2 separate regions of the Homo sapiens genome follow, and region 1 is linked to region 2. The links are chromatin loops, found by intact Hi-C in ENCODE. Cell type or tissue: gastrocnemius medialis. All regions are shown on one strand. Links, peaks and the distances in the headings refer to the core of each region. The heading gives the core; the rest is flanking DNA. Region 1 holds the start of LOC105374083 (a long non-coding RNA gene). Region 2 overlaps ALDH1L1 (aldehyde dehydrogenase 1 family member L1).

Region 1 (15,313 bases), core at 4,445-12,444, 54 kb before region 2:
ATTTTAATATGTTCCTCATCACTAATCATTAGAGAAATGCAAATCAAAATCACAATGAGATACCATCTTACACTGGTCAGAATGGCTATTACTAAAAAGTCAATAACAGTGCTGGTGAGGCTATAGAGAAAACAACGCTTATACACTGTTGGTGGGAATGTAAATTAGTTCAGCCACTGTGGAAGTTTCTTAAAGAAAAGTTTAGAGATTTCTTAAAGAACTTAGAACTACCATCCAACCCAGCAATCCCATTACTGGGTATATACCCAAAGGAAAATAGATCATTATATGAAAAAGACACATGCGCTTGTATGTTCGTCGTTGGACTATTCACAACAGCAGTGACAGGGAATCAACTTAGGTGCCCAACAATGGTGGATTGGATAAATAAAATGTACATATACACCATGGAATATTACACAACCATAAAAAGGAGTGAAAGCATGTCTTTTGCAGCAACATGGGTGGACTAGAGGCCGTAATCCTAAGTGAATTAAGGCATAAACAGAAAACCAGATACTGCACGTTCTCACTTGTAAGTGGGAGCTCAACATTGAGCACACATGCACATAAAATGGGAACAACAGACACTGCAGACTGCTAGAGGGAGTACGGGAATGGGTTGAAAAAACTCCGTTGGGTACTGTGCTTACTACCTGGGTGCAATATGTTCATATATCAAACCTGCACCTGCACCCCCTGTTTCTAAAATAAAAGTTGAAAGAAAGAGAAAGCTACACCAAAACCTGAATAGGACATTTGTTACAATGAAGTATTTGACACATCAATATTTCTTTTCTTCTTTTCTGCCTCACCCTGCCCTGCCCCGCCCTACCTTGCCTTGCCTTGCCTTTTTTTTTTGAGACATAGTCTCACTCTGTTGCCCAGGCTGGAGTGCAGTGGTAGGGTCTCAGCTCACTCTAGCCTAGACCTCCCAGACTCAAGTGATTCTCATGCCTCAGCCTCCCAAGTAGCTGGGACTACAGGCACGTACTACCATGTCCAGCTATTGTTTGTTTTTGCAGAGATGGGGTCTCACTATGTTGCCCAGGATGGTCTTGAACTCCTGGCCTCTAGCAATCTGCCCACCTCAGCCTCCCAACGTGCTGGGGTTGCAGTCATGAGCGACTGGGACTGGTTCATGTCAATATTTCTTACAAGCATAGATTTAAAAACAAATAAAATACCAGCTCTTCAAATTCAGAGATATATAGAAAGGTTATACATCATGGTCAAGTGGTATTCATTCCAAGAATGCAAAGGTGGCTTAACATTTAAAAATCAATCATTATGATCCACCACAATAAAATAAAAATCTCATGACCTATAGGAAGAACATTTGGTAAAAGTCAACTCCTTGTCATGATTGGCAGCCAGAAATATATTAATAAGACAACTTTCATAATATGCTAGTCTATCTACCAAAATTCCCCAAAGCTAACCAATGGTCAAATATTGAATGGTTTCTTCCCAAGGTCACAGGAATGAGACAGGAACTACTATCACCATCTGTATTCAATATTGTAGTGGATATATTGGCAAGTGCTATAAGAAAGTAAATGAAATGAAAGACTTCAGGATTAGAAAGAAAGAATTAAAACCAACATCATAACATGATTTTATACTTAGAAAACCACAAAGAATCTACACAGTATGAAAATTTATATGTGAAGCAATTAAGGTGCTAGTTAATACAACGTCAGTGTACAAAATCAATTGTATTTCTATATGCTAGCAACAAAAAAGACAAACCAATTTTTAAAATGGGTCAAAACTCGAATAAACATTGCTCCAAAGAAGGTATACAAATGGCCAAAAAGCACATGAAAAGATGTTTAACATCATGATTCAATAGGAAAATACAAATCAAAACCACAATGAAATACCACTTCACAACTACTAGGTAGATCAGCTACAATAAAGCTTTAGGTTATGTATCTTCACCACTACAACAAAAAACATTTTTAAGCTATACTAAATGCAAAGATAGACAAACTGACTAAAGTTTCAAAGATAGATGTGTACATGTATGATCCTTTTCAATGAAGAAACGTCTTTTCAGTAACTAGTGCTGGGTTAATTTTATATGCAGATGGAAAAAAAATTCTGGACTTCTACCTTATATTGTATGAAAAAATCAGTTCCAGAGGGATTGCACATCTAATGTAAAAGGCAAAACAATAAAGATCTTGAATGACAAGGAGAACATCTTCATGAAGTTGGAGTAGGCAAAGATTTTTTAAATAGAATACAAGAACCACTAAACATAAAGGAAATGTTTGATAAAATGTACTATATTAAGTTTAAGAACATCTGTTCATCAAAAGACATTATACGAGGATGAAAAAGGCAAGCCACAGAATTAGGGAAGATATTTTCCATACACATATCTGACAAAGAGCTCAAAGTCTAGATGATTAAAAAACAAAACAGAGCAACAATACAAAAAAACTCCTTTTCAATAAGAATAAAACCACCCAATGGAAAAAAACAGACAAAAGATTTGAAGAGATGATTCCCACAAAAGGATATCCAAATAGCCAAGAAACAGGAAAAGGCATTCGACTTCATTGGTCATCAGGGAATTGCAAATTAAACCCCAATGAGACAGCTGTATTTCATGTTAGGAAAAGCGCTAAAATGAAGACACAAGCCAAAGTGGAGAGCACATGGAAGTGGAAACTAATACAACCACTCTGGAAAACTGGCAGCGTCTGTTAAAGCTGGAAATTTTCACACCTATGACCCAGGAATTCCACCCTAAGTACACACCTGACAGAGATGTGTACATGTGTACCATGAAGACCATGTGCAAGTATCTTTGTAGCATCCTATTTGTAATACCTTTAAACTGGTAACTACCCAAATTCCATTAACAATAGAATGAATAAATGAACTAGAGGTCATCCACATATCAAAATACTCTGCAGCAATGAGAATAAACTCAGTACAACTACATGCAACCACAAAGATAATGTTGAGGGAGAAAATCTACAAAACACTGCATGGTTCCATTTATGTAAAATGAATACATATAAAGGGGATATATATATATATCAAGCGAAACCATTCGATGCTGTTAGAAGTCCCATCATTCTTGGTGAATGTAGTGACTAGAAGAGGCTCAAAGAGTTCCTGGAGTTTTTCTCTTTCTGGTGGTGTTGACAGTGGTGTGTTTGGTTTGTGAAATTCATTGAGCTACACATCTATGATTTGTGCACTTTCTGTATGTATGAAGTACACATTACTTTAATAAAATTTTCCAAAATAAAATCTTATTTTCGTAAAAGGACAATTTAAAGAACTGTATTAAGTGAATAATAGTTCAGGTTTTACAGATATGCGTGAGGTGAATGAATGACCAATCTTTGGAGAATGTGCATGATTAGCTAGGCTTCATTCTACACATCTTCCTTAGTGGAATCCCATTCCACTTTCCACCACCTTCATCCTCAGGCGCCCCCACGCAGGCCCCTTTTCTGTTGCAGCTCAGCTGGACAGCCCCTTCGGCGGGGACTCCCCTTGCTCCTTTTGTGACTCCTGGCTCAGAGGAATAAGCCTAATTTGTAGGCTGAAAGCCATTTGAGAGATGTGGCATCTTTCTCATGAACAAGTGTGACTTGACCAAGGCCATAGAACTGGTTAGTTACAGAAATATGCTCAAATACATATCAAACATCTTGACACCCAACATTCCATGCCAGTTTGGAAGGTTTCAAAAAGAAATCCCCTAATTCTACAATCCATTTCCAGCTCACCTGCTGTCGCATTGAATATTCTGACATTAGGGATCCATTGGGTCATGTGTACATGTTTCATCTGGTCTCTCTTACAGTGGCAGTCTCCCCTCAGTGGCCTGCCACCCACAGAGCCACAGAGGGGACTGGGGTAGAGCAGGCCAGGTGCCATGAACTGCCCTGTCTTGAACCAGGGCTGGCTTCTCTGAGACCAGCGATCTCTGTCTAATTGCTGCCTTATTCCTTCTCCAGGTCCTTCCAACCCTCCTGCTACCATGAAGATTGCAGTGATTGGACAGAGCCTGTTTGGCCAGGAAGTTTACTGCCACCTGAGGAAGGAGGGCCACGAAGTGGTGGGTGTGTTCACTGTTCCAGACAAGGATGGAAAGGCCGACCCCCTGGGTGAGTGAGCCAATGGAGCAGGGAAGCTGATGGAGGGCGGCCCGCCCATCCAGGTAGAAGGGAAGCAGTAGGTGGGAGTCTGGGAGCAGAAGTCTGCAGGGCCTGTGCTCTAGCTGGGAGGCAGCCATAAGTGGTCTACCTTGAATCCTGCTCCAGTGCCAACAGGCTGCTGGGCTTTTCTGGAATAAATTGGAGATCCCCTCCCCACCTGATCATGGGGTGGCATTAGGGTCCTGGAGAAGGGCTATAGAGAAGCCCAGCCTGGTCCCAGGTCCCACACAGAGCTTCTCTGACCCAGCACCCATGATTGGGAAGGTCTCCATGTTCTGAACTGGGGGTCCATATTCTGAAAGGTGGGCATGCGCGGCATCACCATTGCTGGGGCTGCCGTCAAAACACATAGTGCTCTACTTACCCATCAGGGGAGAGACCATGATCACAAAGGTGGTTTTCCCAGGGCGAGTCTTCTCCATTGTACTCTGGATGTGCTGATCCCTGCAATTTCCCCAAAGGTGGGAAACTCGACTTCATAATTTGTGGTAATGGGGAACTGCATTTGCACTCTCCCCTGGCATTTTGTAAAAGAAAAGAAAAAAACACAGAGAGTACTAAGCGCACCCTGAGAGTTTCGGATTCAGAATGAGGTGGAAAAGTCAGAATTAGGTGAAATTGTTAACCTGGGACAAGTTCCTGGGAGATACTGGCATCTCTTGTACTAGGAAAAGCACGTTTTGAGAATCATGGGTCTGGGTCACTGCCTTTGAGCTGGGAACCTCAGCAGACAGGATGCAGGGGCCTCAGCTTGGATGAACAGACCCTCTAGGAACACTGACTGGTCCTTCTCAGGCCTGATGGAGACAGACTGTGGGGCAGGGCTTAAGGATAGAGGGCCAGGATTAGGAAAGGGGGCTTGTAGGCCTGGCCAGGCACAGAGGTGTAGTTTGTTAAGGAAAGCCAGTCTCCCTCAGTGGGGAAGCTGCAGCCTGGCCCTAGAATCAACTCCAACACTCAACACCCAATGCCAGCCAGGCTTCAGTCTTGGACCTGACCACAAGTGACCCATGACATACCCTGACCCCACCACAGCCTGGGTCCTACACCCAGCCACTAAGTGACCACTGACCCCAGCTGCTGACCCTGGACCCAGACCAGGCCTGGCTGGGACTCCTACTTGGCCTTGATCTCAGATGTCCTGAAGCAGTATTTCATTGGTCACTGTGGGACAGCTTTTGCAAGTGCAGTCCAATCTGCTGACATCACATCCCACCCTCTCTCAAAACTACCAGACACCAGGACAGAGTGACAGAGGAGGAGACCGGAGAGGAGAGCCAGTCCAGTCAGGGCCCAAACATCACACCAGAGGCTCTAACAGAGAACTGAATACAAAGAAGTGTTCCTTGGGTATTGAAGAGTGGAAGGCAGAGAGCCCAAAGTTATTGGGGACAGCGACTGCAGGAAGCAGCTGCCACTGTAAGGCTAAGATAAAGGAGGACGCTTTAACTATAAAAACTTGGGAGCTTGGGCCTGTAATCCAGACCTGTGAGGAGGGTGTGCTGGTGACGGGGCAGGAGGAGGGGCCCTGCAGGCTGTATCTGGTCCTCTGGGGTGTGTGTGTGTGTGTGTGTGTGTGCACGCATGTGTGCATATTGAGGCTAGTTCTGCAGATGATGGAAAAACTGATTTAGCCATTGCTCTGAGAAGGAACGACTGTGACTGGGATGAAGAAGCTGGGCTGGGGGAGGCTCACAGGACAGGAACCCACTGGACAGAAAGGAGTGGGGATGCCCTGTTGCCCTTCTTCCCCTTCTTCCTCCATCAGGGAACAGCTGACAAAGCAGAAATGCCATCTGCAGGGGGGCAGTCCCCATCACAGAGTGAGCAGTAGAGGGGGCCGGAAGACAGTAACTCAGTGACGGGGATGGCAAGGCCTCAGGAGAGGAATGAGGGCAGAGGTCAGCCATCTGGGTTCTGGAAGAGGGAGGCACTCAGAGGTCCTGGGGTTCAGCAAAAGTCAGGATGCAGGCAGGGCAGTCCCCAGAGCCTCATGCTTGGCTGGTGCATCCGTCTGTGTTGCCCAGTGGAGCCTGGCTGGGGTGTGGGTGAGGGGGCAGGAATGGAGAGAAGTCCTATGAGCTGCTCTGCTGGGAAGGCAGAGGTGGCTGCGTGTGGGTGGGTTATGGAGAGGGGCCAGTTTCTTATCCACCGTCCCACAGGTCTGGAAGCTGAGAAGGATGGAGTGCCGGTATTCAAGTACTCCCGGTGGCGTGCAAAAGGACAGGCTTTGCCTGATGTGGTGGCAAAATACCAGGCTTTGGGGGCCGAGCTCAACGTCCTGCCCTTCTGCAGCCAATTCATCCCCATGGAGATAATCAGTGCCCCCCGGCATGGCTCCATCATCTATCACCCGTCACTGCTCCCTAGGCACCGAGGGGCCTCGGCCATCAACTGGTGAGATGGGGCAAAAACACAGGGGGCCATCCCCATACATGTCCCTCCATCAGCCTGACTTGTCACTTTCCATTAGCCCAAAGCATTTCTAGGGCTGCAGAGTGGGCATCGTGCAGGTGCCTGTCCTGTGGCTGCCAGATGTCAGCCACAGAACAGGCTGTGCAACGTTATCAATGAGTGAAGGCTCTAGAGCACTGGGAGCAGGTGTTGCTAAGCACTCTGCATTCCCACAGTTATTGGAGAAGCTGGCACTGTCAGTGTTCCCATCCCCCAGCTGAGACAGAGAGGGCACCAGAAGGCGCAGGGACAGAGAGGGCACCAGGAGGCGCAGGGGCCAGGGTGCCACCCCAGGCGGTGGGCTGGGGGTCCTACTCTAACTTCCACTGCCGCTGCTCTGGGCAGCACACTTCGTAGAAAGAGATAAAGATGGAGCAAAGGATGGCCTCCACAAGGTACTCTGAGGGGACAGAATTCCCAAGACAACAAATGGGGTGACAAGGCAGATGGGTGGTCAAAGAGGGAAGACATTTGAGTTGAGAAAAGAGAGTGGATTTGTAGTCGGACTGGTCTGTTGAGATTCAGGCTCTCTGATCTTTGTGGGTGTCGCTTCACTTTTCTGGGCCTTAGTTTCCCTATCTGTAAACCGAGTATACCTGTTATCCCTGCTGTGAGGACTCAGTTACATAAGGCATATAGAGCTTTTAGCACAATTCCTGGCCCATGGTTGTTATCAATACATGCTGTTTTCCTTCTTCCGTTTCCCGCCGGAGCCGGTGTCAGTCCTACCCCTGGGAAGAGAGGGCCTCCTGGAGGGTGGCAGGTCCACGGGCCTGTACCCAGGACATCCTCCGTGGCCCTTCATCGTGGACTCCAGGTTTCACTCTTCTGCTTCCTAGGACCCTCATTCACGGAGATAAGAAAGGGGGGTTTTCCATCTTCTGGGCGGATGATGGTCTGGACACCGGAGACCTGCTGCTGCAGAAGGAGTGTGAGGTGCTCCCGGACGACACCGTGAGCACGCTGTACAACCGCTTCCTCTTCCCTGAAGGCATCAAAGGGATGGTGAGGACCTGGAGCCGGCCGCGCCCTGCCCGCCCCGACGCACCCTCAAGCATCCTCCCTAGACCCAGCCCACCGCTCCTGGAGGCCAGGAATCTGTTCCCCAAATTCAGGATTCTGGAGGGAGAGGAGCTCTCACTTCAAGGTTTCAGAGGCAGGATTAGGACAAACAGTGTATTGTATTAGGAGGGAATCTTGCTCACAACGGACAGAACCCAGCTCAAAAAGCGTTTGGCAAAAAGGGGACATTTTGGGGCCCGTTCAATAGACAAGGAAGGCTAAAGGCAGGGACTGGGTCACACCCTGCTGAATCCAGGAGCTTCAATTATGACATCGTTAGGATTCTATTTCTCTCTCCTTCACTCGTTGATTCTCCTTTTCTCTGTGTGATTTGTTTCATTCTCAGTTTGGCTGCCCTGAATTAGAGGAAAGATAGCCACTATAGCTCAAGGATTCTAATTCTTGATTCCAGGGAAAGAGAAACACTTTTTCTCCTAGAATTCATCAATCACAAATCAGGGGAGATTCTGATTGGCCAGCTTGGGGGTCATGTGATCCTCATGAGCCAATCACCAGCTGGGGTGATGGAGTGCTCTGATAGGCTGTCTCCGTCACATGCTTCCTGCTGGGAAGGCCGTGACCTGTGGTCACATGGCCTGAGCGGCAGGGCGGCTCAGTCACCTGGGCAGCTGGTACTGCTGAGAGGCAGGGTGGCAGGCTATGGGCCGGAGCCCACAGCTGCAGGAGGGGCCCGGGGATCATATGTGAGGGCTGCTTGCCCCTGCCCGAGGACAGGCTGGCAGGGACGGCCACAGGCAGAGGTGCTGTCCAGGCATGCAGCAGGAGGGAAGGAGGCCCTGGGGAGCCCTTGCTGTTTGGGCGCAGCAGGAAGAGCAGCTGCAGTGTCCACTGTCCCCTCGTCCTCCTCAGCTCCTGGCCACTGCCTTTTATTTTTCGGTTGTGTTAAACTTGTCTTCCCCACAGATTGACCAGCTCACAAAAATAGTGAACAAAGTAGAGTTGCTGGAGATTTAGTGGTACAGAGAGGGAGCTTACCTGTGCTTCCCACGGCAAGCAACTCAAATACTCCTTGAAGCTGCACTGTCCAACAAGGCAGCCACTGGTAACATGCAGCTATTAAATCAATTAAAATGAATTATACTGAAAAATTCAGTTCCTCAGTCTCAGCCACATTCTAAGTCCCCTGGCCACCGTGTTGGACCGTGCAGACTTGGAACTCATCCATCACCACAGAGGGCTCCATTGGGCAGCCCTGCCTCAGATGCTCTGACACCCGGTCACTTCCCATTCTTGGCACCTCCCGGTCTCTTCCCTCAGGCTCTTGCTCACGTGGGCCCAGACTCCTTGGCTCTCCTTCTCCCTCTCTGATTCCTTTCCCACCACCTTCCTCTTTCCTGTCACAGAGAAACAACTTCCTGCTTCATCTCAGACCTCCAAACTTCCACCTTCAAGCCCACCACGGGGCTCAGGACCCACTCTCTTTAAAGGCAGAGAAGGCTTAGACAGCAACATGGACATTTGTGTCTGTGTTATACCTGCAGGGCTTTACAGTTTATATAATCATCTAAGATATCAGAAGATGTAAGATCTATGTAATCTAAACCTTTGCCAGGTAGAGAGGACGGGTCTGTGTCCGTTGTGCAATAGAAGTTAGGTTCACGCTGACTCCCTTGTTCATATGGCAGGTGTTTCTTGGGTGACTGCTGTGTACCAGGCAAGTCTGGTCAGTCTGGGGAAGGGTCCAGGCTCAATGTGGGCCCTGGGGCTGGGAAGGAGGCAGGGTCCTATTGCTGGGGATAGCAACCCACTGGATCTCCCCAGGTGCAGGCCGTGAGGCTGATCGCTGAGGGCAAAGCCCCCAGACTCCCTCAGCCTGAGGAAGGAGCCACCTATGAGGGGATTCAGAAGAAGGAGACAGCCAAGGTGAGTGCTGGGTCCCTCCACACCCTCATCCTGCCTGTGAGCAGACTGGGGTTGTAGAGGGCAGCCTGAGGAGGCTGGGGTTCAGCCCAGATGGTGCAGGTTGTAATTCTTTGAGGCCAGAACACAGGGCAGCCCAGGTCAGGGATGCATGAAGAGAGCCGTGGAGGAGGAGGACCCTGGCACCTGGGAGGGTAGCGAACAGGGTCCATTCCAGGTTCTTTCCTGTTCCTCTTTAGGAGGAATGGGCAGACAAAGCCCACAGGGAGATAAGAGTGGGAGTTAGGGGGCAAAACGTCAGCCGTAGTGCGAGCAGTCTTCAAGGCAAGGTGTGAGGGACAGTGCGGGTCTCTGGAGCAATAGCCAGTGGAGGAGCCTCAGAAGCCTGTAGGCTGTGTCTCAGCTCAGGAGTATGGGTTGCTGTGTGGGGACCCACAGGGGCCCTGCCAGTGAAAGGTTGGGCCCTATGGGACGGGCCTGAGTACATTGTGCTGGGGCCTCTGTGTAGGGTCTGGGCCATCTTGACAGCAACAGAACATTATCTTCCCCAAACCATTCTGAAGTCTGCTCAGCCCATGAGAGACTGAGGGTCAGAGAGCACCCAGAACTAGGGGCACCAGCTCAGGGACTCCTGCAAGTGTCTAAGAGGAAGCTGGGGTTACCAGCTGTCTCACAAGAGCTTGGTCCACTGTCCAGATGTCATCAGGGTGGGAGGGGAGTGAGGAGAGACCAGCTGAGCACACACACCTTGCTCCCCACAGATCAACTGGGACCAGCCGGCAGAGGCCATTCACAACTGGATCCGCGGGAACGACAAGGTGCCGGGAGCCTGGACAGAGGCCTGTGAACAGGTGTGTCCCTGCATGGCTGGAATCCAGCCACGTGCATTGGTGTATCCCACTGGCCATTAAACTGTCACACATGTTTGAACTGGTTGGTATAATAAATAGCTACTGCCCTGGCCCCTACTCCCACTGGGTGCCCCCTAAACATCCCAGCCTTTCCCCAGGAGTGAGAGACCTACCCAGCCTGCAGTAGCTAAAGGATAGATGTCCTGCGTAGCTGGAGGCCTCCAGGCCCTTGTAGTGCCCCTGGGGCCCAGCTGTATTGGTGGTGAAATATTTTGAGTCTCACCACTGGGCTTGCGGAGACCCCAGGCCCAGTACTCACTCTGACTTGGCCTCAGGCAGGGTGGAGCAGCACATTCAGGGCCAGGCTGACCGTGGGCAGGCCAGATGCTGAAGATGGGGAGACTTGGGGGTCACAGGCTCTAGTGAGGCATCAGGGGTGGCGGGACTGTGTGTGGTGGACTTTGTGCAAACCTTGAGGGCAGTCTTGTCCCCCACACAGTCTCAGACTCTCCAGACCCCTGACCCCCAGCCGACTGCCCAGACTGTGGCCAGAAGCCTCTCTGCTGTCCTCATCAACGCAGAGCCCTTTGTACTAGCAAATGCATCTTCTGATCAAAGCAACCACTCCTTGGCAGCACCCTGAAGGCAGGTAGCCTCATTCCGTGATGCCTGGAGCACATTCTCCCCCAGTCTGTGCACCTCAGGTCTGAGGCCATGGGCCAAGGAGAAGGGTCTTATGGCAGAGTTGAGGCAGACCTGCCATCAGCTCCCTGAGGCCACTGAGGCTCCTCCAGGTCTTGTTTGTGCCCCAGGAGAAAGGGCCTCAGGGGTCACATGGGCTTTGAGCCGGCTCCCAGGTCTCAGCTACCCCTGGCCCCTCTCCCTCTCCCAGCCCTGCTCAGACCTGCCTGGGCTACTGGCTTCGGGGGCTTCTTCTCACCCACCATCTTCTGATATTTCTCCCCTTGACAGAAACTGACATTTTTCAACTCAACGCTGAACACTTCAGGCCTGGTGCCCGAGGGAGACGCTTTGCCCATCCCAGGAGCCCATCGGCCAGGGGTGGTCACCAAAGCAGGACTCATCCTCTTTGGGAATGATGACAAAATGGTAAGGGCACGGCTGTGGGTCACTTGCCTGCTCAAAGCCACCCATGCTCCTGTCCTTGGACTCAGGCCTCACAGGAAGACCCTAGGCTCCTCTGGAGAAAATGGAAAAAACCAGACCCAGGAAGGAACACTGACCCTGATTTGTCCCTGACCACCCGGCTGGTCCTGAGCACAGGGTGTCCGAGGCAGTTTACCCACTTCTCTGTTCTGGGAAAGCTGGGCTCCCTACCCTTCCTGGCTAGGCACCCATCTCCAGGCTGAGTGCCCTGTGTGGGTGTCAGGCAACCTAGAATCAGAGAGAAGCCCTCCCAGGGAGCCTGGGTTCAGGGCCTCTCTTTGGTCTATCAGAAACACCTCTGGGTGTGGGGTCATTAAGCCTCTGTGCCTCAGCTCCCATCTCTTTGAACGGCGATGCCATGGTAACTTAGCACGTGCAGAGCCTTGGGAGCCATGCCGGCCACCTGCTCTTGTTATTAGCAGACTACAACTCACGGTACCAGCAAACACTGATGGAGCACCTTTTATACCAGAACAATGTATATGCGTTAAATTTAATCTGCCTAACAACACTATGAGATATGTATAAATATTATATCCTTATAGAGGAAAAAAACAGAGATTTAAATAACTTGTCCAGGATCATCCAAGCTAGCCCGTGGCAGAGCTGGGATTCAGACTCTGAAATTCTGGCTCCAAAGCCGTGATGCTGGTCTTGGCCATGGTAGCTTCCTGTTCATATGCACTCTACTACTCCTTCTCACATGAGCAGCCGGGGGTAGGGAGAGGGCAGGCAGGGATCTTCCCACACACTGACAGGGTCCGGACAAACCCCATGGGCGTGGTACCCCCAGCCGTGTTGCTGTGTCCGGCCTACCAGAGTGAGGCGTGGCAGTATGGGGCCTGGCCTTTGCTCGCTCTTGGTGTCCAGTCTGCCATGCTCCCCTGTCAGAAGGTCTAGGCTGCTGTTGATGTCTGCAATGTAGTGTTTTGGGTATCCAAGATTGATATATGCAGTTGCAAGAGAATATCTGTCTGTGGTCAGGTTCCCTAGAAGCAGCATCTAAGGTAAAAATTCTTGTGCAAGTGATTTATTGAGGGAATGTTCCAGAAAATCATGCGAGGCAGTAAGGGCAGAGGAAAGCAAAGCAAAAGTAAAGGTTCAGGAGAAGTCTAGCCTGGGGCTGCTCCCAGGGTGGGTTTTGGAGTATTAACTGCACCCTCCAATTATACCTGCCTGTCCCCACCTCTGTCAGCCTTTGGTTTCAGTGGCCCCTGGGGTGGGGTGGAGGACCCACCAGGCATAATCCCTCGGCCTCTTTGTGTACAGGAGCTCTTATCCATCCACAGCAAGCAAGGATGGGACAGTGCAGGCCGTTATCATCCAGCCCTTGCTGCAGCTGGAGGACAGGGCACCAGCCACAGGGGTCTGAGCAGGGCACCCACAGCATCTGTCCAGAGACCTGCAAAGACAGGAATGCAAAGAAGGCAATTAAGTGTCTTAAGAGGAAGCTGGGGTTATCAGCTCTCTCACAAGAGCTTTGTCCACTGTCCAGAGGTGGTCAGGGTGGGAGGGGAGTGAGGAGAGACCAGCTGAGCACACACACCCTGCTCCCCACAGATCAACCCAGAAGACCCTGGGTTGAAGCATCTCTCAGCCACGCCCTGTGGAGTCTGGCTGGGCTTTAGCTTGCAGAAAGCTCCAGAACATCTTTGAAAGGCAATGGGGCGAGGGTCAGGCCGAGAGGCAAGTTCCAGTTCTGGCAGAGCATGCATACAGAGTACCATTCTTACACAGCCACTCTTAACGCACAGTGACATGCACCCACCCATGAGCTTATCCATAACTCTTTTTGTACATGTGTTTTTTTTCCTGGCCCCTAACAAAAGCATTTGTTGAAAAACTATTGATAAACAAGCAGGCCCCAAACAATTCAAACATCTTATTAAATACAGTAAATCTGAGGCAGACACTAGAGTAGCCCAGAGTCATGAGCTACAATGGGGGCAGTTCATGTCTGGCAGCCAGAATCCCCTTGAACTGATGGCTGGACGCAGGCTCTACCTGGGACCAGCTTGAAGTGCTATCCTGAAGCTGCAGACTGCAGGGCCGGCCAGACCCTTTTTCAGCCTCTCCTCTTCCCACCTCTGTATCCCACACAGGCATCTGGTGATGTTCTCCAGGTGTTTCTGTGGCAGTTCTGGGAGCTACTGGGTGATTGCAAGATTAGTTTTTTTTTCTAAGTTGACTTTCTATGTGGTGCCTGAATGACGTTTTCTTTTTTTGTTCAGTAGGAATCCTTTTTTATAGAAGTAATAAAGTCATTACACTTAAAAACAAAGTGAAAGTGTGGTGGGAGTGGGTGATGGAAAATCGAGCAGCTGGTAGGGGACACAAGCTCTGCAATTCCCTCTGTGTCCCTGGAATAGTGGCCTCCCCACTCTGAACTCATCACTAATCTGAGACTCCCTGCTTCTTCCTCATCTGAAGGTTGGAGACAAGGCTGGAGCGCCCAGCACAGCACCCCTTGTGGGACACCTTCATCACTGCCTCAGGTCCGACCACAGGAACTGTGAAATCCTTCCTTTTGGCCGGGCGCAGTGGCTCATGCCTGTAATCCCAGCACTTTGGGAGGCCAAGGTGGATGGATCATGAGGTCAGGAGTTCGAGACCAGCCTGACCAATGTGGTGAAACCCCGTCTCTACTAAAAATACAAACAAAAATTAGTCGGGCATGGTGGTGCGCGCCTGTAATCCCAGCTATTCAGGAGGGCTGAGGCAGGAGAATCGCTTCAACCCGGGAGGCGGAGGTTGTAGTGAGCCGAGATCGCACCACTGCACTCCAGCCTGGGCAACAGAGCAAGACTCTGTCTCAAAAAAAGAAAAGAAAAGAAAAGAAATCCTTCCTTTTGCAGCTGCTGGTGAAGAATATTCAGCTGGAGGATGGCAAAATGATCCTGGCCTCGAACTTCTTTAAGGGGGCAGCCAGCAGTGTCCTTGAGCTGACAGAGGCAGAGCTGGTTACTGCGGAGGCTGTGCGGGTAAGAGGCAACTTCAGGGCTGCCATCCAGTTGGGCAGGTTGTGCCGTGCACATGTGTTCTGCAAATCACACTCCCCAGAGTTGGGCAGCGCCAGCCCTCTGTGGGTGTCTGTTTTGGCTCCAGGTGCAGTGTTGGTTCTATCTCGTCTTGGAGCTTTCTGTTGTCTTCTTGCTGCTCCTTCCTCTGCAACTGGGGCCCTGGGATCTGGCCAGTTCAGTCTGACTCTTCTAGGGGCTCATTGTCAACACTTAATAAGTGAAACAGAAGCTCCTGGAATATTTGAAAGAGTCAGGTGTCAAGCCCATGTCCCTGTGATTAGAATGTGAGCACTGGAGCCTTCCAGAAAGGCTGCACCAGAGGCAGCATCCCGGGCTGTGACCAACACAAGCTGCCCATAAGGCACACCTGGTCTCCAATCCAGCTTTGCCCCAATATGATGCTGTAGGGAGCTTTCGTCTCTAAGACTCAGTCTTCTCAACATGAATTTCCATCCATGCTCACTTCCTGGAATTTGTTCCTGACCCTTCATGCTCCCTCCCACTGTATCCTTCTTCCCTGGGTGGAGAGAAGAGATCTGGGGGAAGACCTTCAAGAGAGAAGGAACAGCAAATGGCAAGGCCCTAACAGGGCAGAGGCCTCCCTGTGTTCAGGGAGTCACCATGGGAGGGCACTGTAGCTGGAGCCCAGGGGGTGAGGGGCAGAGTCAGGTGGGCACAGCTGGGGACC
Region 2 (15,313 bases), core at 2,399-10,398:
TGCTGCTCCAGGACCCTCTGTCTGATCGAGCAGTCCAGGCCAGAAGCGCAGCAGCCACGGGGATGGACCGTTGACGCTGCTGCTGGGGGACAGGTGCCATGACTGTCTTCCTCACCCCTAGCTCCTTTGTGCCTAGACCGGGCCTTGCACAGAGTTGGTGCTCAGTTAATTTGATGGCATGAAGGAGGGAAGGAAAGAAGGAATCCCTGACTCTTCTCTTTCTGTGACCCTCATTTAAATTATTGGCCTGATTCTGTCAAATCTGAGAATTGTCCCACTCTGGGCCTCCTCTGCCTCCCTGACCCTTGTGCGGGCTCCCTACATCTTGCCTCGCTCAGTGTCACAGCAGCCTCCCAAGTGGCCTTGTGAGCCTGCTGATCCTTTATTCACACAGCTGCCAGGGTCTGGTGACCTCTCCTCTGTTAAGACCTTGCAGCAGTGACCCATCCTCCTGCAGTGCAAGTTCGGACTCCTTGACCTCACAGCCGGAGTCCTTCATGATCTGTGCCTGACTTGCCCTTGACCTGTACTGCAGCTGCATTTCATTCTCTCCAGAGGCTTCTCCTGCTTTCTTGGGCTCCATGCATTTGCTGCTGCTCGGCTTAGTGGAGGCTTTCCAGTGTCCCCACCTGGAGAGCTCCTGCTTCTTCAGCTCACAGGACATCCAAGCCCGGGCATGCCCGTGTCACAGGGCATCGGGCACCGCACACCTCAACAGAGCTCTCGTGACCATTGCACTGCTGCTGTCACTGTCCACTTACCCTCTTCCCACTCCCGCTGGACTGTGAGTTCCATGAGGCAGGTGGGGTTGGGGGAGCATCACCAGGACCCTTGCAGTGCAAGGATGGCCGGGTTCAGGATTGGTGGAAGACAGTGTGATGGAGGCCTTGTACCAGGAGCAGGGCTAGGGAGCCAGCAAGGGGTAGAGCAGCACCCAGGAACCAGGAACAGTGGGGAGCCATCACCCCGCCCTGGAGGGGGTATGAGAAGGAACAGAATTCCTGCAGCCCAGTGAGGGGCAGAGCATGGGATGGGGCTGCCTTCTGGTGGCCCAATGACCAGGAGACCAGCTCTCAGGGTCTAGAGGGGACAGGGGAGAGTACAAGGTAGATGGGGAGGGGATGACAGAGGGGTGGTCAGCATGGCTCACATGCCCTGGCAGAAGTGGTGCAAGACTGTGGAGTAAACACAGGCCACATAAACCACTATGCATGTACATGAGTCACATTTTCAGAATTGTAATCAGTGTTAAAACATCATTTATGTATGTATGAAAAATATTGAACATTTTATTAAATAACTTTTTAACATGGTTTGAAATTTTCTATTTCTCTAAAAACTAGAGTGAGAAAATTCCCAGTCTCTTGATTATTCCTAAGTTAGGCAGGATTGAATCTCAGTGAGGTCAGGCAGGATTGACCTCAGTGCAGCAGGTCTTAGGGCTCTGTCTCTAGAGAAAACAGAGAGGAAGCATTTCAGTTGTCAGAAGTGCTTCTGCCCTGGCAACCAGGGCCTGTAGGGGCTGCATCCAGGGTTGGGAGTAGGTGGTCCCTTCTTGACTGGAGAGCATGGAGCTGGGCCTTGGTAGGGACCCTGGGAGGGCAGAGGGAGGAAGCCCCAGGAGGTCCCAGTGCCCAGAGCTCCTCCCCTCTCACCTCCTCCTACTCCACGGGTTGTAGCCACCAGGGTCAGTGGCAGAGCTGCCTGGGAGGTTTCACCTGCCAAAGAATCTAGGTGGTTTTAGATTAGCTGTCACCAGAAAAGCTCAAGTCTTTGCTTCGGCCATGGGTTCTGGCACTAGGATTGGATGGACTTGGGATCAGGTCTCAGCTCTGTCACCTGCCAACCGGCGGCCCCATTTCCCTCAACAGCACTCCGTTAAAAGCACGGTGAGACCCACATCAAAGAACAAGCCAGGTGGGAGAGCCATCTGCAGCGTGGTGACACCCATCACACGGGTGCCGTGACCCGGTGCTTATGTCGGGTCATCCGCAGGTGGCTGGTGTGGCCCAGGCCCTGCTGACGGAGAGGCTGGACCATCGGGCACCGTGTCTCCCATGTGCAACGGGCTTTTATCTCTCTTGCAGGGTTCTTCTTTGAGCCAACTGTTTTCACAGACGTGGAAGACCACATGTTCATAGCCAAGGAGGAGTCCTTCGGGCCTGTCATGATCATCTCTCGGTTTGCTGATGGGTAGGGAATCCTGCTGATGTCTCAAGGGCCCTGACTCTCTCCCACGTGTTACTGGGGTCTTCATGTGGGCTTTGGGAGGTAGTCTACGGGCAGTCAGGAGGAGAACTCAGGCAGGGCGCAAGCCGTGGACACCCCGCTTGTGCCGCCTGCTGAGTCTCCACACCCCTGAGAAGAGAGCCCAGTGACCTGGGGCTTTGAGTCCCCCCTGTGAGCAAAGGCAGCTCCCTTCCCTGTCCTTGTCACTTGTCACATGCTCCAGCATGTTTCTCACAGCCCGCTGGGCTCTGTTCTAAGGTCTGTTACCATGCATTAAACCACCCCCCACACTGAGTGGCTTGGAATAATCAGAGATTTATTTTAGTCACGGTCTAGGTTCAATGAGGCAAACCCATCTCTGCTCCATGCAGTGTCTGGCCTCAGCTGGGGTGACAGAGTGGCTATCCTGATGCTGCTGGGGGTCTTGCGGGAGGCTTCCTCCGCGTGGCAGCCTCGGGGTTGCCGAGGCACCTGGTTCCCTTCGGAGGCCAGGTGGAAGCCAAAAGGCTCTTTATAATCTAGCTCTTTAGAATCCCAGAGCATCCCTTCCACCACGGCCTGTTGATGAAGCAAGTCACCCAGACCAGGCTGGGCTGGAAGGGAAAAACTGTACTCCACTCACAGTGGGGCCACTGAGGCCCATGCTGTCACTTCTCAGGCCTGCCCCTTGTCTCCGTAGCACCTTGGAGCAAATTGCAAAATCGTGCCTCGTCCTCACATTTTACTATCCAACTACCAAAAAAACCCCAGAAATTATCATCGTATGTCAGTGGTATTAGAATAAGAGACTTCACTGCCACCTAGCCAATAAATATGGTTGTAGTAAGTCTCCAAATCGCTGATGTCTGGTGAATGCCCAACCTGCGGCGGGCACATGTGGGTCCTTCTGCATGTGAGGACCCAGCGGCCCCTCTCTGGGCCCCTGCTCCCAGTCTGTGGAATAAAGGGCTCACCCGATGATCCAGGAGCCCCTGTGGTGGCCACCTGCCCATGGGCCTCTGCCCTTCCTCCTCGCTCGCAGCCCAACCCAACCCAATCTTGCCCCCGGCGCTGCAGCCCGGCACATTTTCTCCTCGGAAGGTCTTATGCAGCTGGGGTGTGGAGTGGGCCGGGGTGTGGAGTGGGCCAGGCTCTCCTCTGCACCTCCCTCAGGGAGTTCTTCCTGGACTTTCTCTCCAGGGACTTGGATGCCGTGCTGTCTCGGGCCAATGCCACGGAATTTGGCCTGGCTTCTGGTGTCTTCACCAGGGACATCAACAAGGCCCTGTATGTCAGTGACAAGCTCCAGGCAGGCACTGTGTTTGTCAACACGTACAACAAGACCGACGTGGCCGCTCCCTTCGGAGGATTCAAACAGTCTGGATTTGGCAAAGATCTAGGTAACCTACTCCTGCCTGTGGGGTTGCTTTCATTTATTCATTCAACAAACATCTGTTCAAAACCACTTAGGGCCAGGTCCTATCTCAGATGCAGGGACGTAGCCTTGAACATGATGGCTGTCAGGGTTCGCTTCTTACTGGGAGGGAACTTGTGACAAGTCCGTGAGCAAGATGCTTGCAGAGGGGGGTCGTGCTGGGAAGAAGGCAAGAAGAGGGGCCTGGAGGAGACACTCCAGCCAGGAGGCACTGGGGGCCTCTCTGGTGTGGTGGCACCTGTGCTACCCAGACCTGCATAGCAGGGAGGAGTTGGCCATGAAGACCCAGGGGCCCGTGTTTCTGGCTGAGGGTTCAGCAGGTCCTTGGGGGAACCAGCTTTGGTCGTGGAGCTGCAGAGAGGCCAGAGTGGTGGGAGTGGGCCAAGGGGGAGCAGGAGGGAGGAGAGAAGGCCTGAGAGGCAGGTAGGGGCCAGATTGAAGGCCCATGGGCCATGGTCAGGGGCTCAGGTTGCATCCTTAGTGTAAAGAGGAGCCATGGGACCAAATGTACCCCCGGGTGAACACCACGGGTGTTGCAAGTCTCCCAGTAGAGGTGAAGTTACTCAGGCGGCAGCAGGCGGGGTCCACCGGCACATAGCAGGCGGGGTCCCCCGGCACACAGCACAGGCTCCCCAGTGCTCTGCCTGCTGGGTGGCATGGAGTTCTGCTCCGGCCCTCTCTCCCTGGGCTGCTCCAAGCCTTGGGCCTCGTCCTGCTCTCTCAGCAGGGGGGACTAGACAGGTCTGATGGGCAAGCTTGGCAAGGGTGGCTGGCAAGGTCCGGGGAAGCCATATGCTGTCTCAGAGGTCCCACCTGTCTCTCCAGGCTCCTGTGCCAGCCCAGAGACCACAGGGAAGGTCATGCTGAGGCTGGGGGTCAAAGGCTGGTCACTGTTTCCAGTTTTCTCTCCTCCCCCTGCCCCCATCTTTCAAGCCCTGCAGAAGCCCCCAAGGGTACCCATGAGAGGGGCCCATGTGTGCCCACAGGGCTGGACTCACATGCACGCATGTGTAGGCTGGACACTCCTGCTTCCTCTGTCCCTGTCGGCCTCCTCTTCCTGCCTTCTCCCAGGCCACCTTCCTGGTGTCCACCAGGGGAATCCATGAGGCCCATGGCCACCCAGGGAAGGCTGTGGCTGCCAAGTCCCCAGGACGTGATCTGGGCCCCTTATGAATCCTCCCCGAGTTCCCTCAGCTCCCTCCTAACCCTAGTCCCCATGTCCTGCTGAGAGGACCAGCACCCTCCTGGGACAGGCCCACAAGCCAAGCCTTCCAAGCAGCCTGCCTGGGCAGACTCAGGACCTCAGAGGGACGGGGCAGTGCCACTCCTGGGGCCAGCCAGAGCTGCTGGGGAGCTGTCAGGCAGCCCCAGGCCTCACACTTGTCATGGGGCTGAGATGCACCAGCCACATAGCACTGCCAAGGCCTGGGGCCTCAGGGCCCTGCGAGGCATCCCCTTTTCCCAGCCACAGCTTGATGCAGACGTAGCTGGGGGCAGCCATGAGAGAAGAGATGGGCCAGTGAGTCTGGGCAGTAACGCCAAGTCTCTCCACCCCCTTCCACCTGAAGGGGCTTCCCACTGTCCAGACAAGGCGGTGGGAGCTGGGGAAGATTCTTAAATGGCTGCCTCAGATTGGCTTTGTATTCTGGGGAGTCCTGGCCCACTATCCACTGCCAGGGATAACCTGGGTAAGATTCATGACCTCGCTGGGCCTCGACTTCTCACCTGGAAGTGGGGTGAGCCAGAGCTGCCCCCACGTGGTTGCTGAGGAATAAGACACTTGCAGCCCCGAGCAGTGCCCTGCCTGTGGTGGGAGCTGCTGTGACCTTTGTGGTGTCTTACAGGAGAGGCGGCTCTGAACGAGTACCTGCGGGTCAAGACAGTGACCTTCGAATACTGAAGAAAGGTCTTTGTGAGAAGAAAGTCCCTGCCCCTCCCTCGTGGCTGGGGCCCCCTCCCTCTTGAGCCTGGGTGCACAGCACCTCCCACCTGGGGGGCTAGTGGAAGCCCTCCTGCCTGCACACCATGTCTGCATCTTGGACGCCCTCTGTCCAGTCAGAAGCAGCCCTTGGCTGGGTGAGGTGTGCCCCTCCCAGGGAGAATAAAGCTTCTGAAGAGAGACCGTCCACATCTCTGCGTTTCTCTGCTCCACCTGTGGGTGTTCCTGGGTGGGCCTGGAAGTTGCGCAATCACCTGGGTATGATGGTGTTGCTTGGCCTGGGAGAGCCAGACACCTGGGGAGAGAGACAGGAGGAAATGGGTGTGGGTCATCTCAGGCCCCAAAGAGCAGAAGCTGCGACAGTCAGGGCTGCAGGAGGTTTGGAAGGGTAACCCCTGGGAAACAGGTGGGAAGACGGGGATTGAGCTGGGTGAGCCCTGGACTGGGAAGCAGCTCAGACTCCCTCAGCAGATGGGGCCGGGCCCTCGCCCCTGCTCTGTCAGCACGGCCGTGCTCTCAGCTGGTAGCCAGCCCGAGGGCCTGCAGTGGAGGGCTGGGCCCAGCTGGGAATGCCAGGCAGAGCTGTCTTCCGTCTGACACGGTGTCTCCTATGTACCTTTATGGCTTCTCCTTGGCCCAGGGACCTGAGCTATAGCTCTCTTTCCTGTGCCCTCTCCCTGTAGGAGCTTGCGGCCCTCCTCTCTGCACCCACATCCTATAGGCACCAAACACTGCAACCTGACCTACCTGCTGTTACCTCAGTTTCCCCACATGGAGCTCTCTTCTTAGCATCTCATCTCCCCACCCACCTGGCTCTGCCCCTCTGGGTCCCACAGGCCCACTGCAGGCCCCTCTGTCCCTCCCACAGGCCCAGGCCATGCTGAGAGCTCCAGGCCCAGCCTCTGCATGTCTGGGAACATCTTCAGGCCTCTCTGTGCGTCATGCTGCCCTTCAGAGGCCTGTGAGTTCCCCGTCTCCTCAGGGATTCCCTGCCCTGCTTTCCTTTATGATTCCTGCTCTTCTAGGAAGTGTGTGCTTCCATAAAGGCCTGTCCAGACCCCGCCTTTCGAAGGCTGCCAGCAGCAATAACAACAGGCAGTGCCAAGCTCCATACTGGCTACACTTCTGTCCCTTGAGCCCCAGCTCGATGCCAGGCAAGAATCCAAATCCTCCATGCATGTTTCTCTTGCTACTCATGATCCCAGGGAGGCAGGAGGTATTTTTATCAACATTTATAAATGAGGAAATGGAGGCAAAGAGACATCTAACTGCCCAAGGCTGCACAGCTACTGTGAAATTGTATTCCCCTTACTTCCCAAGTTAGGAGGACGTTGAAGCTCCCTCTGCCTGTAGAGGAACTCACCCCTCCCAGGTGCCGAGTCTCCCGGAATAGGCCTTGGCTGGGGGTGGCCTGGCAGAGGTGGCTGTGCTCCTGGGCACCCACACCCACCATAGGGGAGGCTCTACTCTCCCATGGCCACCCCACCAAAGCAGGCCTTGCTGGTGATGCCCCGTGCACTGCTGGAGTCAGGCTGAGCTCACAGGCCTTTCTAGAAGTCCAGGAGAAACCCACCAACTCCCACTCTGTGCAGTTCCTCAGAGCCTGAAGCCCAGGCCCAAGCCAGGCCCCCCGGGAGCCTCCTTTTTCCCACTTCCCACCTGCCTTCTGCGGCAGGGTCGGCTCAGACCCCGGCGTGCTCCTGGCATGTCCAGCCTCACATCTTGCTGCCTCCAGACAGAAAAGAATGTGCCTTCACTTCTGCTTAAAGCCTTCTGGGCTCTGTTCCTAGCTCAGAATTGGTCTTCTACCACAATGCCTGGTGCTGGAGATGGCAGCTTCCCGGAGAGAAGCTGTTCCCGTCCCTAGCGGTGGGACTTGCCCTAGCACGTGCCACTTATACCAGAACAGATGAGTCCATGTCAACTGCTTCCTGAGTTCCCTTTGTTCTGCCTCAAACACTACCAGGGCTGGGGTATCCACGGCAGCATCCAAGCACATGCAGCTGCCTCTCAGCCCACAGCCAGGCCGCTCACACTCCTCCCAACAAGAGGTGGAAGCCAGCCTGGTGTCTCCATAGGGTCAGTCCTGGCTTCCCCGTAAACATCCTTCGTGACAGAAGAGCAGGCAAAGCCTCGAGCACAGGCCCATCCAACTCAAACAGAGCCAGGAAGTGCCTCTCCCTGCTTTTCAGACACAAACAGAGCTTGGTTTTAGCCAGGGCGCCCACTGCAGTCACGCTGGAGACCTCTGGTGCAGATGGGCGAGACTGGACCCAGCTTTCCAGCTTTCTTCCCCTTTCCATAATTCTCCTGAAAGTGTAAGGTAAGGACATAAGACTTCGTTATCCCCCAATTTCCTTTCTTTGTCCCCTTCTTTCTTAAGTCATATAACCTCTGCATTTTACCTGGGCACACGGCTGCCCAGAAGAAAGGCTGGATTTCCCAGCATACTTTGCACTAAGTGTTGGTCATGGAACCAAGTTCTAGTCAACAGGATCTGGCTGCAAATGATCTGTGCGGTTTCCAACATGCACCCTGAAGGGGGGTCATGCTGTTGCCCTCCTTTCCCTCCCCGGGCTGGCTGGAAGCAGACCCAGTGACACGGCGATGGGCATTGCCCAACCCCGCGGATGTGGGCAGCACTTGGACCCGGGGGAAGGAGGGGTGTGCGGCTGCCCGCGATGGAGGAAGCCGAGTCCAACATCATGGAGGCTCATCTCCCCCGGGGCGACTCACTGCCAGGCTATTCTGTGGGAAATAAGCTTTTATAAGCTTTTGTGGCCTTTGAGAACGTTTATGTCTCGCCATGTTAACAGAAGCATTTAAGGTGGTTTAGAAGTATAATAAACAAAAATATGCATGAGTGAACGGGGGCTGAGAGGAAAGTGGTGGTGAGTCAAACCCGGAGTGTGGTTGTATCCAGACTGCAGGCTGTGAAACTGCATACCCTTCTAAAGCTGGGCCACAATTCAGCTCAGAGCTTTCTGGCTGCTGAGAGTGCAAGGACACCTGACTGGTGACCTCATTCACGGTGTCCAGATGCCAGAAACAAATTAGTGTTTCTGCTTCCCATAGAGATAACTGCTTCTCATAGAGATAGTAATCCATCTCATGAATCCTCCTTAAAAATGTTTTATAATATAATGACTGCCGTCTTATGTGACTTCATATGGTGGCAAGTTGCACACAGCTGTTTCTTATGACCTTCCCCAGTGTGACTGAATGCACATTAAACCTCCGCCACTACCAGCAGCTCACCAGGGCAGGGAGTGTGTGCATGGGGTGGCAGCACGCTGGATCCAGGGCTCTAGTGCTCTGCTGATCTGACTTCATCCAACTGGGATAGGGTGAGGAAGTGGAATTCACCAGAAGTCTTTCCAGAGAGAGCTTTGCATTTACCTAGAACATTCTGATGTGGTGAAGCTGGGGCGGTGGGACATTCAGAATCAAAGGCTGGCCACAGACTTGCTCCAGGTAATAAAGGGAAGGAGAATCCTAAGGGAGGTGGAAAAGAGAGGAGGGCCCGGTACGTGGCAAGAGGGGGAGGGAGGGGGAAGAGGACCCTCCGTGGCAGAGTGGAGACCTGTCTTTGGGGAGAATACGGGAGTATGTAATGAAAATTCCCTTCCTTTTCTCCCCTCCAAAATCAACAGTTCCTCTTTGTTCCCTGTTCTTTGTGGGAATGACCCCTTTTGGGCAAGCTCAAAGAGGAGTTGATTTCTTTAGCTACAGAGACACAAACAGGAACAGACTGCAGAGCAAAGCCCACCACATCAGGTTGGACTGCACATCCATTAGGCATCCTCCACAAAGGCCGCTATTCCCTCTGCCAACCCACAGTGGACATGAGTAGGACCAAGAAATTAATCCTTGCTGTCATAAGCTACTGAGAGCTCAGGGCTGTGTTGATGGCCACAGTGACAGACTCTGGGTATCAGTTATAACGCAGTTATAAAGTTTTGGAGCAACCAAAACAGCAAACAGTAGAGGAAGAGTTAAAACAATGATTCCCAACCTTAACTACCTGAATATCTTCATTCTACCCTCTTTATTTATTTATTTAGATAGTCTCTGTCACTCATGGAGTGTAGTGGCGCAATCTCAGCACACTGCAACTTCCCCCTCTCGGGTTCAAGCGATTCTCCTGCCTCAGCCTCCCGAGTAGCTGAGACTACAGGTGCCTGGCTAATTTTTGTATTTTTAGTAGAGACGGGGTTTCACCATGTTGGCCAGACTGGTCTCAAACTCCTGACCTCAAGTGATCCACCCGCCTTGGCCACCCAAAGTGCTGGGATTATGGGCGTGAGTCACCACACCTGGCCTCATTCTACCCTCTTTAAATCCTCTAATGAAATTCACAGATCATATTACCAACACATTATCTAAATGATATTAATATATTGCCGTCACTTTAAATGAGAAATAAAGAATAGAAATTTTAAAATAAGATAATCCATGCTTCACCAGGTAGATGGTGGGAAAGTTCCAGTTGCTCCCGGGCTCTGGAGCACTAACTTGAATTCAGATTTTACTCACAGGAGCTCAGAACCTGAGATTCAATTGCAAAGTAGCTGAGGGCTAATCAGATCTGTCCTGGGTTGCCTTCTGCACTGCCTCGTGGTCACAAAAGGCTCCAAGCATGGACTTTAAAAATATTATGAGAAAACATACTTAACATAAAATTTGGCCAGGCACAGTGGCTCATGTCCGTAATCCCAGCACTTTGGGAGGCTGAGGCGGGTGGATCACTTTGAGCTCAGGAGTTGGGGCAACATGGCAAAACCTCGTCTCTACAAAAAAATACAAAAAAAAAAAAAAAAAAAAAAGCCAGGTCATGTCCATCCCTCCTGGAGCAGCTGTCAAGAGAAGTCAGGGCTTGGCCAGCCCACCACTGGGGCCTGTTCCCAGAGGGCCACCTGCCAGCAGTGGAGGGGAAAATGGAGGCCAGCCCTGGACTAAGGCTGCTGGCACCAACCTGGAATCCATTTGGGAAAGATGGAGACTGGCTGGGAACACCAGCTGGACACTGTGGTGGCAGGGTGACAGTGACAAATTGGAACAGTCATGAGGGAAGGTGTGGGCAGGGCCAGGCCTGCCTGGATGCCCATGTCAAGCTCACAGTCAAGCCCTCCCTATTCCTCAGACCTCCCCCGTGGTCCATCTGGGAGCTGGGAATCCTTCCTTCCTTAGAGATTAGTCCCATCAGGGTTTTAGTAACAATAATAAACATAACAGCAGGAAACACTATTGACCTCACTACATGTGAGGCGCCATACTGTTATAGCAGCTCATTGCAAAATACCATGGCCCAGGGGCTTAAACAATACACTTATTTTCTCACAGTTCTGGAGGCTGGAAGTCTGAGGTTAAGGTGCCGACAGGATTCTGTCTGATGAGGCCTCTCTCCCTGTCTTGCAGATGGTAACCTTCTTGCTGGTGTACTTGTGCAGAGGGAGGTCTCCCCTATCTCTTTCCCATCTCTTCTAAGGACTCCAGTCCTACTGGATTAGAGCCCCACCTTATAACCTCACTGAATCTTTACTATCTCCTGATAAGCCCTATCTCCACATAGAGTCACATTGGGGGCTAGCAATTCAACATATGAATTTGCAGGGACCCAATTCAATCCTAATAGCTCCTAACATTGTATGAGACTTTATTATTTACCAATATATCTTATGTCTATCCTATCTTTAGTTTCCACTGAAAACTGCAGTTTCAGCATAGCAGCTCTTTGCCAAGCTACTCACTGCTTAGACTCCAGCCAGGCCTCTGGATTCCTGAACTAGCATTTGCAAGTGCTCTGTGTAAGGGGGAGACAGAGGGGCATGAACTAGTCTACAGGAACTGGTACACACTGCCTCCCACTTACCAAGGTCCCAAGAAGTGGATCCTGTGTGCTGGTGTGGTGACTGCCCTTTGGAGCTTGGCTGCAATGCTTGGTTGCCTCCTTTTCTAGAATGCTCCCATTTTCCCCGTGCTTTCTCCTTGACTGAGGCCAGCTGCTGGTTGCTGTTTGTCATTTTACTTTGCCAGTTTATTTTTCATGCATTAGAGTTAGGAAGAAAATAGTGTCTTGTACCCATAACTCTATGAAAACCAGACAGGCCCAGCTCAAAATTTATAGAGCCCAGGGCAAAAGTACAAGTGAGGGTCCACAAACCATATATCTAAATATTTCATGATTATTGTAAGCCAAAAATAAAATTATAAGTCTCCCAACCAATTGAATGTGTTACAGATAGTTAGGCATGAGCGGGGTAGGATAGGGCTCCCCCTTAATCCACTGAAAATGTTGGGTGGTGGTTCGGCAATTACTGAATTGCCTCTCTAAGAATGCTAATTTCACAGCGCCAGGGAGAGGCCATTTCCTGGTAGTCCACACCTGTTAACAGCAAAATGTTAATTGAATGCAGGCCCCAGGGAGAAGCAACTTCCTGGGCATGCATGTTAAGAGGCAAAACATGGTGAAGTATGATCTTCCGGGGGCACACTCCACTGGAAAAAGGAAGAAAGCCTCAGATGGGCCTGTGTATAACTCCCTAAACACACCACACATGCTCAATTCTAAAAGGTAAGGAAAGCACTGGGCATGAGGAAAACCCACCCTCAGGGAGGAATCATGGGAAAGAAGGGAGCTTATAAAAGTCCTAGGATCATGGTCAAACATGACCTTCTCTCTTTAGCCTTCACGTGCTTGCTCGGGTCTCTTCCAAGCACACCTTCCTTTCATTCCTGTTCTAAGACTTCTTAAATAAACTTCCATTCCTTTTCTGGAACTTGCCTCAGTCTCTTTTTCTGCTCTATGCCCCTCAGTTGAATTCTTTCTTCCGAGGAGGGAAGGACTGAAGTTGCTGAGGACCTGCCAAGACCAGCTCAGTTGGGGAGACCCTAACCCAGCAGCATTAGAGGAATTACACACACACAGAAATACAGAGGTGTGAAGTGGGAAATCAGGGGTCTCACAGCCTTGAGAGCTGAAAGCCCTGAACAGAGATTTACCCACGTATTTATTAACAGCAAGCCAGTCATTAGCATTGTTTCTATAGATATTAGATTAACTAAAAGTATCCCTTATGGGAAACGAAGGGATGGGCCAGAATAAAGGGGTGGGTCTGGCTAGTTATCTGTAGCAGGAACATGCCCTTAAGGCACAGATTGCTCATGCTATCGTTTGTGGTTTAAGAACGCCTTTAAGCAGTTTTCCACCCTGGGCAGGCCAGGTGTTCCTTGCCCTCATTCTGGTAAACCCACAACCTTCCAGTGTGGGCGTTATGGCCATCATGAACACATCACAGTGCCACAGAGATTTTGTTTATGGCCAGTTTTGGGGCCAGTTTATGGCCATGTTTTTTTTTGGGGTGGGGGGGCTGTTCCCAACATGTCCCCCTTTTTTGATTTGCAAATTGATAAAAGCAAAGGCACCTTTGTCACGGTGAGCTACTTCTCATAGGAGTCAGGATCCGCATCTGCAGACTATACAAAGAAAAACAACAACACAGATTAAAAGCATAATAATCATTGAAATCACAGAGCCTCCAAGTGTTTTTATCCATTTTAATGGGTTACTAGCTGCTAATCTGTCTGCAGCTCCTTCAAGCACTCCAGTTCTTGGCATTAAGGTCAGGTGTGCCTGGGATGCTTTAAATATTTGTTTTTTTAATTTTGCAATATCCAAAAACAAGTTTGTAGAGTGTCCTTCTAGATGCTTTTCTATTCTTTCCCAAATTTTGATCTTATTAAAAGCTATTAATAGTTTCCACAAAATCTTATGTTAGCTCCTACAACAAGCCATATCATTTGAGGTTGAGGTGCCACTATACTGCCATGGTTCCAGATAATAGGAACTCTTGTCATACTTTTTATCATTTCTACCATCTGACCGTTTTGTTCAGACCATCTGAACATAGTGTGGCCATGGCATGCAGACTCAGAGGTGCAATTCAAGCTAAATATCCCCTTAGGGGACCAATTAATAATGATTCCATAGGAATCGTTGTGCAGCACCTCTGCCTGTTCTGCAATGCAATCTTCCTAAACAAGTACGTTCATTTTCTGGCCAGGTTCAATTTTGTTTACAAATAGGTTTTTGAGGGCTGTATGCCTCAATTATAGGAACAGATTTATTATGGTAAATACTGAGATCAGAAAGCATGTGTAACTGTGTCATAGAGTGATTACATCCAGGCATTATTGCCAGCCAAGATTGATAAATATGCCCAATAAGTATAATTGTTCTCTGTGTCAGCCCTTGTTGAAGGAATACTCACGGCAATGGTGATCATCACTATCGTAGCTACTATTAAATTACTCATTGTGACTGGCTGTCTCGCTTTCCTTAGGTTTTCTTCTGCCATCTGTGACAGCTTCTTGATCTGTCCTCCGGTGGGTGGTTGTGTTCAACAGGTGTTGCTTGTGACAGTTGGGGTCCTCCTGAGCATCAGCCTCAACACGGCTGCAACAGGGGGTCCTTGGGATCCTCCTGGAATCTCTTCCTTGGCATCTGGCTCATGATAAGGTTTCAGGTGTCTTGATGGTATCCAAATCGGCTGTTGATTTTGGCCTGGAGAGACATAAGCATAACCTCTACCCCAAGTTATTATTTTACCTATTTCCCAATTTTTTGTTATTGGATCTCACCACCAAATCAGTTGTTCTGCTTCTGGCTTTGCAGCTGGTTTCTGTAGATGCTATTCAGCTACTGATAACATCTGGCCTTTGGGCAGGCTCAAAAAATTTAAAGTTAATAATGCTAGATTCAATTGTGTATGGGCTGTCCCAAATCCCTGTTTCTCCCCCTTTTTTGTTTTTATTATCAATTGTTCATCTGTATGAAATTGTAACTGAGCATTTTCAATTAACTGTGTGGAATGAACCACGTATGAAGAATCAGAAATCACATTAATAGGCATATCAAAAACAGTCAATACCTTAATTACAGCTACAAGCTTTGCTTTTTATAGGGAGTCTGGAAAACTTTACTTTTCGAGCCAGAATAAGAAGCTTTACCATTATTAGACCCATCTGTGAAACAATGAAAATGCTTAGCAGGCTGCAGGTTGTTTACTGCAGGAATTATAAATGCAAACTGTTCACAGTCTTGCTCAGCTAAAGGGATAGTAAAGAAACAGTCTTTTAAATCTATGAGTATTAAAGGCCATTTTTTTGGAATTACAGCAGGAGAAGACAATCCTGGCTGTAATGTTCCCATAGGTTGTATAACTGAATTGATGGCTCTTAAGTCAGTTAACATTCTCCATTTACCTGATTTTTTTCTTAATTACGAAAACTGGAGAATTCCAAGGCGAAAATGTTGGAGCTATGTGCCCATTTCCTAATTGTTCAGTAACTAATTTCTCTAAAGCCTCCAGTTTCTCTTTACTTAGTGGCCATTGTTCTATCCAAATTGGCTTATCTGTTAACCATTTTAAAGGTATAGGTTCTGGAGGCTTAACAATGGCCGCCATCAAGAATGATATCCTAATCTTTGGTGGGAACTTTGTCTTTCCACTTGAAGCAGTTCTTTCAAATCTTGCAAACTTTTTTCTAGTCCCATACCAGGGACATACCCCATTTCATGCATCATATGTTGACTTTGAGGGCTATATAATTGTTCTGGAATTAGAACTTGTGCTCCCCATTGTTGTAATAAATCTCTCCCCTATAAATTTATAGGTACAGAAGTTATAATTGGTTGAATGGTCCCAGGTTGTCCATCAGGCCCTTCACAA

Evidence for each region. Peaks named below come from ENCODE experiments on the same cell type or tissue, not always from the same donor. Only the 100,000 strongest peaks of a DNase experiment are listed, where the experiment ranks them.
Region 1: it touches region 2 in a loop (5-fold over the local background); 2 of 110 quality-filtered maps call a loop at or near these places.

Annotation. Positions count from the first base shown.
Region 1 is chr3:126,149,679-126,164,991 of GRCh38, reverse strand. It overlaps ALDH1L1 (aldehyde dehydrogenase 1 family member L1), which reads left to right. Exons shown (of 23, transcript NM_012190.4): 2 at 3,990-4,139; 3 at 6,353-6,587; 4 at 7,484-7,649; 5 at 9,489-9,590; 6 at 10,349-10,438; 7 at 11,411-11,548; 8 at 14,461-14,586. The coding sequence starts at 4,013. It overlaps LOC105374083 (a long non-coding RNA gene), which reads right to left and starts at 4,909. Exons shown (of 3, transcript XR_007096056.1): 1 at 4,817-4,909; 2 at 4,555-4,707. It also overlaps the pseudogene RNU1-30P. RefSeq lists enhancers at 6,366-6,866, 9,807-9,976. In gastrocnemius medialis, for the core only: no CTCF peak of the experiment used is centred there; no DNase peak of the experiment used is centred there.
Region 2 is chr3:126,094,021-126,109,333 of GRCh38, reverse strand. It overlaps ALDH1L1 (aldehyde dehydrogenase 1 family member L1), which reads left to right. Exons shown (of 23, transcript NM_012190.4): 21 at 2,088-2,193; 22 at 3,409-3,608; 23 at 5,488-5,764. The coding sequence ends at 5,543. ALDH1L1-AS1 (ALDH1L1 antisense RNA 1) reads right to left here. Exons shown (of 8, transcript NR_190231.1): 3 at 13,853-14,145; 4 at 13,008-13,058; 5 at 5,668-5,877; 6 at 5,369-5,510; 7 at 4,642-4,723; 8 at 1,264-3,801. It also overlaps a transcript of SLC41A3 not described here. Among named protein-coding and RNA genes, the nearest start is that of ALDH1L1-AS1, 17 kb to the right of the region's middle. RefSeq lists enhancers at 5,273-6,094, 8,199-8,388, 8,399-8,448. In gastrocnemius medialis, for the core only: no CTCF peak of the experiment used is centred there; DNase peaks (open chromatin) are centred at 3,513, 6,713, 8,573, 9,873 and 2 weaker places; H3K4me3 peaks cover 446 bases; H3K27ac peaks cover 7,094 bases.